Regions from separate parts of the Mus musculus genome. Here region 2 is linked to region 1. A link is a loop called in an ENCODE intact Hi-C map of the cell type or tissue named here. Cell type or tissue: left cerebral cortex. All regions are shown on one strand. Each heading gives the region's core, and the rest is flanking DNA. Links, peaks and the distances in the headings are about the cores only. Region 1 has its middle 3.6 kb from the start of Gm33687. Region 2 has its middle 52 kb from the start of Gm33687.

Region 1 (2,916 bases), core at 288-2,787:
ATAAGTGGATGCTCACAGTCAGCTGTTGGATGGATCACAGGGCCCCCAATGGAGGAGCTAGAGAAAGTACCCAAGGAGCTAAAGAGATCTGCAACCCTGTAGGTGTAACAACATTATGAACTAACCAGTAACCCGGAGCTCTTGACTCTAGCTACATATGTATCAAAAGATGGCCTAGTTGGCCATCACTGGAAAGAGAGGCCCATTGGACACACAAACTTTATATGCCCCAGTACAGGGGAACGCCAGGGCCAAAAAAAATGGGAATGGGTGGGTAGGGAAGTGGGGGGGAGGGTATGGGGGACTTTTGGGATAGCATTGGAAATGTAATTGAGGAAAATACGTAATAAATAAAATAAAATTTAAAAAAAAGAACAACTCAAAGTCAAATCATGGATCCAAGCTGATGACCTGTGTTCTGTTTGCTTTCCATTCTGCTGGGGTATCACTCTTCAGTGACTCATGGACCCTTACAAAGTTAAGATTATCCAGCACACCAGCTCTGTGCCCACTTTTTTATATCTTATTTTGCTTTTTGTATAGCACATATTTTTTTTGACATTGTCAGTGCCCACTGGCTCAAGGCTGACAGGAACATGTTCAATTTATAACTGTTGCACTGAAAAAGACCAAACAGGGCAAACCTGTTGTCTGTCCCCTATATTACAATGTACAAGAATATCTGTGCTCCTGGTGGGTGGGAGTCAGAGGTCCTGACAGTACCATACACATCATTTGTGTGGTTTGGTTTTGTTTATTTTTCTGTCTCTCCTTTGCTATTTCAGGGAGATAAGGCCATTCCCAGAGTTTTATTAACTGACATTATCTATTGAGAACAGCAGACCAGAAGTGGCTGGGCATTTCAAAGTAAGGGGCCCTACAAAAGGAATGGATTCTTTCTTCAGCTAAAAGCTGGAAATATCCTTGACACCATGGGCAACTCCATCCTTTCCTGAGGCCTGAAATGCCAGAAGTGTTTAGCTGGAATGTCTTTGGTCCTGCCCTGGCCAGAGAACAGGGATGTCAGAAAGGAAGAAAGAACAGGTTCTGGTGTTTCCTCATCTCTTTCCTCTAAATGAAGACCCCTTCCCTTGGAATCATAAATGAGGACTGACTGAAACCAAGAGGCACTTAGACACCTGGAGCCAAAGCTGGGCTGGCCAGCTCATCCATACGAAGCATTACTAACTGGAAGGCTGCAACCCACAGTGGTACCCACTCCCAGGGACCTGCTCTTGCTGTAGGAGCTTTGCATCTTTCTGTCTCTGAAGCTTTCTATAATAAAATACTCTTTTTAAAGATCACCTCCGTGGTACAATCATTCCATTCTTCAACTCTGCCAGACAAGAACTGGAAGGTCACTTACTCGGTAGAAGTTTTGGGTGACTGCAAGCATCTATCATCCTAACTCTTGATTTAAAAGCCCCCTCCCCCCAAGAGCCGAGAAAAACCCAGTTACTCTCAACAACACGCTAAACATTTTCCATTTCATATTCACAATAGGACTTCCTCCTCCAATACCCAGGGAACACTCAATTCCTATTTACTGGAGGAATTATTATTAATACACTTGCTTACAGGGCTTGGTTAGGATTTACAGATGAGCCAAAGGAGTGCCTTTGGGAATGAGGTGGAGGAAAGGGGTGGACAGGTCTGCGGACTGGGTAGAGTCAGGGAAGAGCTGACAGACAGGAGCTATTTATGCCTCTCATCTCTCTGACTCATCCTCAGCCACTGTGAGCAGGAACCGCCAGCCCTGCTCTGCTCCAAGCCCACAGGAACCACAAGCCCTGCTCTACTCTCTAGCCCCCACGCATCTCTGATCAGTTAAAATTAAAACCCACACTGGGTCTGGTATAGACGCAGCCACCTGTAACCTCAGCTCTTGGGAAGCAAAGGCAAAAATAGCAGGAATTGGAGGCCAGCCTGGACTACTGAGGAAGTTCTAAGCCAGTCTGGGTTGTTGATGGGATTCTAAGTTAGCCTATGTTAGAGTGAAACTCTCTCAAAAGCAAAAGAGTAAAATAATAAAAACATAAAATAAAAAAGAAGTAATCACCATTGTAAATACTAGGCAAGATTCTCTTATTAGTTAACTTTCCTAAAGGTGAGGAAACTGAGGCACAGATGCTGTTCTTAAAAAACAAAATCCCCACCAAACCCAGACACTATTGTGGATGCCAACAAGTGCTTGCTGACAGGAGCCTGATATGGCTCTCTCCTGAGAGGCTCTGCCAGTGCCTGACAAATACAGAGGTGGATGCTTGCAGCCAATCATTGGACTGAGCACAGGGTCCCCAATGGAGGAACTAGAAAAGGACCCAAAGGAGCTGAAGGGGTTTGCAGCCCCATAGGAGGGACAACAATATGAACCAACTAGTACCCCCAGGGCTCCCAAGGAGTAAACCACCAACCAAAAGTACACATGGAGGGACCCATGGCTCCAGCTGCCTATGTAGCAGAGGTTGGGCTTGTTGGACATCAGTGGGAGAAGAGGCCCTTGGTCCTGAGAAGGCTCTATTCCCCAGTGTAGGGGGATGGCAGGACAGGGAAGTGAGAGTGGGTGGGTTGGTGAACAGGGGGAGGTGGGATGGGATAGGGGGTTTTCAGAGGGGAAACTAGGAGAGGGGATTAAAATTTGAACTGTAAATAAAGAAAATAAAAAAATCATATGGCACAAGGCACATTGTTTTTAATTATGATTTCATTGCCTCTTATAAGTGAGACATGGGTTTACCGCATGCCGGGTCTTGTAGACTGAATATAAAATAAACTGCTTAATCCTCATTAAAAACAAACAAAACAAAACAAAACAAAAACAAAAACAAAAACAGAATCCCAAACGTTCGATTTATCAGTGAAGGCACAGAAGCCAGATGCTGTGGTGGAAGCCGGCTAGCTCACAGAGTCAGAGAA
Region 2 (2,916 bases), core at 127-2,626, 56 kb before region 1:
GGCACCAGTATTAACAGCTGCTTAAAGTAAGCCATACCGTGATTGTGTTTTTTTCTAACTGTGAAGTCTCGGCTGAGAGACAAAGTAAATTGTAAGGGTCACGCTTCCAGGTCACCTGAATTTATCATAGGAACTGCACTACAGTTTGAACCAAAATGTCCCCCTTGGGCTCATATTTCGAATGGCTGTGCCCTAGGCAGTGGTTCTATTTTGAGAGTCTGTGGAGCCTAGCTGTCAGAAGTAGGCCATCAGGGGTTGGCCTTTGAAGGTTATATCTGCCTGTAGTTCTTGACACTCTCCTTGCATTCTGGTTGGCAGTGATGTGAATGACCTCTGCCGGACACTCTTGTCATCATGGGCTGAACCCTGCCATGCCTTTCCCATCAGAGTGGACTGAGGTCTCTGAAACTTCTCCCTCCCTTAGGCAGTCTCTGTGGAAAATCTCTTCACTCCCTTAGTTGTCTGTGAGGAGTGGTTGCAGAATATAAAAGTGAGTACCAGGAAGGGCACGCACGTGGTGCCCACCACTCCTCCTCAACTGAAAGAGAAGAGTGTGTGCTATTTACTTTATATGTTGTATTCATTAGTTTACTTGGTACTCTTTGTGTTAACTGCCTTATCTCAGTGGAGCCTTATAATAACCTTATTCTCATTTCTACTTTATGGATGAAGAGGCAGAAGTGTGGAGAGGTTAGGTTTATAAATGAAGTTAGGCAGCACATAGCCGAGGAGTGGATCTTAAACCCATTCTAGGCAGACCCGGGGAATGAACCTCTTTGCCATAACCTTATGCTCCCTTTTAGAGTAAAGAGTTCAAGTCTTACCTGGTTCCAAAGCATGGTTTGGCTACAGTGTTGCACAAGATGTGCAGGTAGTGTGTACTGGATCTGCTTATGAAAGGAGTTATAGTTGTGCGCGTGCTCAGAACATGATCAGCATCTCCACTCCGCCTCTCAGCCCAGTGCCCTTCACGAGTGAGGATTGTAGCTGAGCTCTTTATGCTCGTTGTATACCATTTACACGAGATAGGATGGATCCGGATGAATTAAAGGACCAACCAATCACTGAGGGAAAACCCAGCCCCCACTAGGAAGAAGTACATGCCAGCACTCTACCCTGTGTCTCAAGAGAAAGGCGAGGGCCTGGGCACTTCCCTGGTAAGCTCTTGTTCCTGTGAGTCCTGATGGCTCCAGCCTCCTCTAGCCTAGGTCCATGTTCCTCTCTGTCAGCATCTGCACTCCAAGCTCCCAATGAGCTTCATTTCAAATGCTAACATGGCAGATGAACAAATTATAGATGAAAAACTGCTCTCTGAACACATCTATTTATAATGATACATAAAATCTGGTGTTTAAAGAAAACAGTTCTCCATAAAGAAAGCCCCTGATCACAATGTGAGCTGCCAGGAGGCTGACTGGAAAGCAAGAGAGGTATGGAGCTTTCTTGCATATAAAAAGCACAATCAAAGAGCCATCTGCCCCCATCGATTATGATGGGGATTGACAGGCAATTCTATTAAGTGTAATCTTCAGATTGAGGCTTTCATGAGTGTCGTGCAAGAACGAGGTCTTGCTAAAGATTTATTATGCTTATGAGCTATCTGTGTACAATTATTCAAAACAGACTGGGAGTAAATTATTTTCTCGAATGTACTTCAAATGAGTGTGTACACTCGGGCTCTTGAAGTGCAGGCACTGTTTGAAGGGCTCTTGATACCCTGCTACTTTATTTGGCATGTCTTTTAAAGTGTCAGCAAGAGATCTTTGTTTGGGGATACTTTTAAGCATTCCTGTATGACATGGAGAACAAACAATGACCGGCTTATAATAAAGTCGCATCTTGAGGGGACACTGAATTCAGGGTGTGCTATGTCTGTTTTTCTATGATGCTGTGTGAATGTGGTGGAGACTATTGGTATGTTTGCACTGGGGACCAGGAAAGGCTCCCAAATCTCCACAATTTAATCACAGTGCCCCCGTCTCACAGTTGGAAACTTCTAGCCACCCTCATGCCACGATTCAACCAGATTTCACTGTCTTGAGCAAATGTCCTTCCAGTGGTTCCCATTGCATCTTTTGTCTTGTAGGACTTTAGGGGACGTAATACAGCCCGTTGTTTCCTTCTTCAGGAGAGCCAGCCCTGAAACCTTGAAAGCAACAACCATGTTCTTGAGGCAGGCTCTGTGCATACCTTACTTCTTCTAAGGGCCAAGGTCATGAAGAGAGAGGGACTTCAGACTCCGTTCTCTAAGAAAACAAAATACCTAGGCATTCCTTGCACTCCCCTCCCCCACCCACCCCCAAAGTGTTCACCAGCCTATCTTCATCAAACCTTTCAGAGGCTATAAAGTAAATTATCCTAGAGCCAAATACAAATATCAGTATAACTCAGAGAATGGGGACGGGGGGGGGGTGAATTTTGTATCACCAGAGACAGACATGGAGGATGAAGGCAACATTTAGGTTGTCGGTTAGTTTGGGTTAATATTTAACAATCCAATGTTCTCCATGTCAAAACTCCTCGGGCATATAAATGTGGCTCAGGTAAAATAGGAGATTTTTTTTCTTCTCTGCAGCTCTGAATTTTATTGTATTCTTTCTGCAGTCCTGTCGTCAAGCACTCCAAACTGACTCTCTTGTCTATGACACCCAGCTACCCGTTCTTCTGCCCCTGAGTTGAAGACATTTCTAGTCACTGAATTAATTCAGAGTATCTTCCATGAAGCCAACTGTTCTCCTGCGTTCTCTTCCCTTGTCTAGTGATGACGTCAGCTGCAGGGGAAGAACTGAAGCTAGTGGCCACGTCAGAAAAGATGGTGAAGGGAATGGAGAAGTCAAAGCTCAGAGGAAAAACTACTGTAACAAGGACACAGGGTGACAGGATAGCAGCTCTGGGGTCAGCCAGTGTGTATGTGTG

Evidence for each region. Peaks named below come from ENCODE experiments on the same cell type or tissue, not always from the same donor. Only the 100,000 strongest peaks of a DNase experiment are listed, where the experiment ranks them.
Region 2: a loop joins it to region 1, with 2.5 times the contacts of the local background. A loop is called at or near these places in 5 of 42 quality-filtered maps.

Annotation. Positions count from the first base shown.
Region 1 is chr8:86,274,736-86,277,651 of GRCm38, reverse strand. No RefSeq gene overlaps it. Among named protein-coding and RNA genes, the nearest start is that of Gm33687, 3.6 kb to the left of the region's middle. In left cerebral cortex, for the core only: no CTCF peak of the experiment used is centred there; DNase peaks (open chromatin) are centred at 1,232 and 1,779; H3K27ac peaks cover 594 bases.
Region 2 is chr8:86,330,369-86,333,284 of GRCm38, reverse strand. No RefSeq gene overlaps it. Among named protein-coding and RNA genes, the nearest start is that of Gm33687, 52 kb to the right of the region's middle. In left cerebral cortex, for the core only: no CTCF peak of the experiment used is centred there; a DNase peak (open chromatin) is centred at 1,297.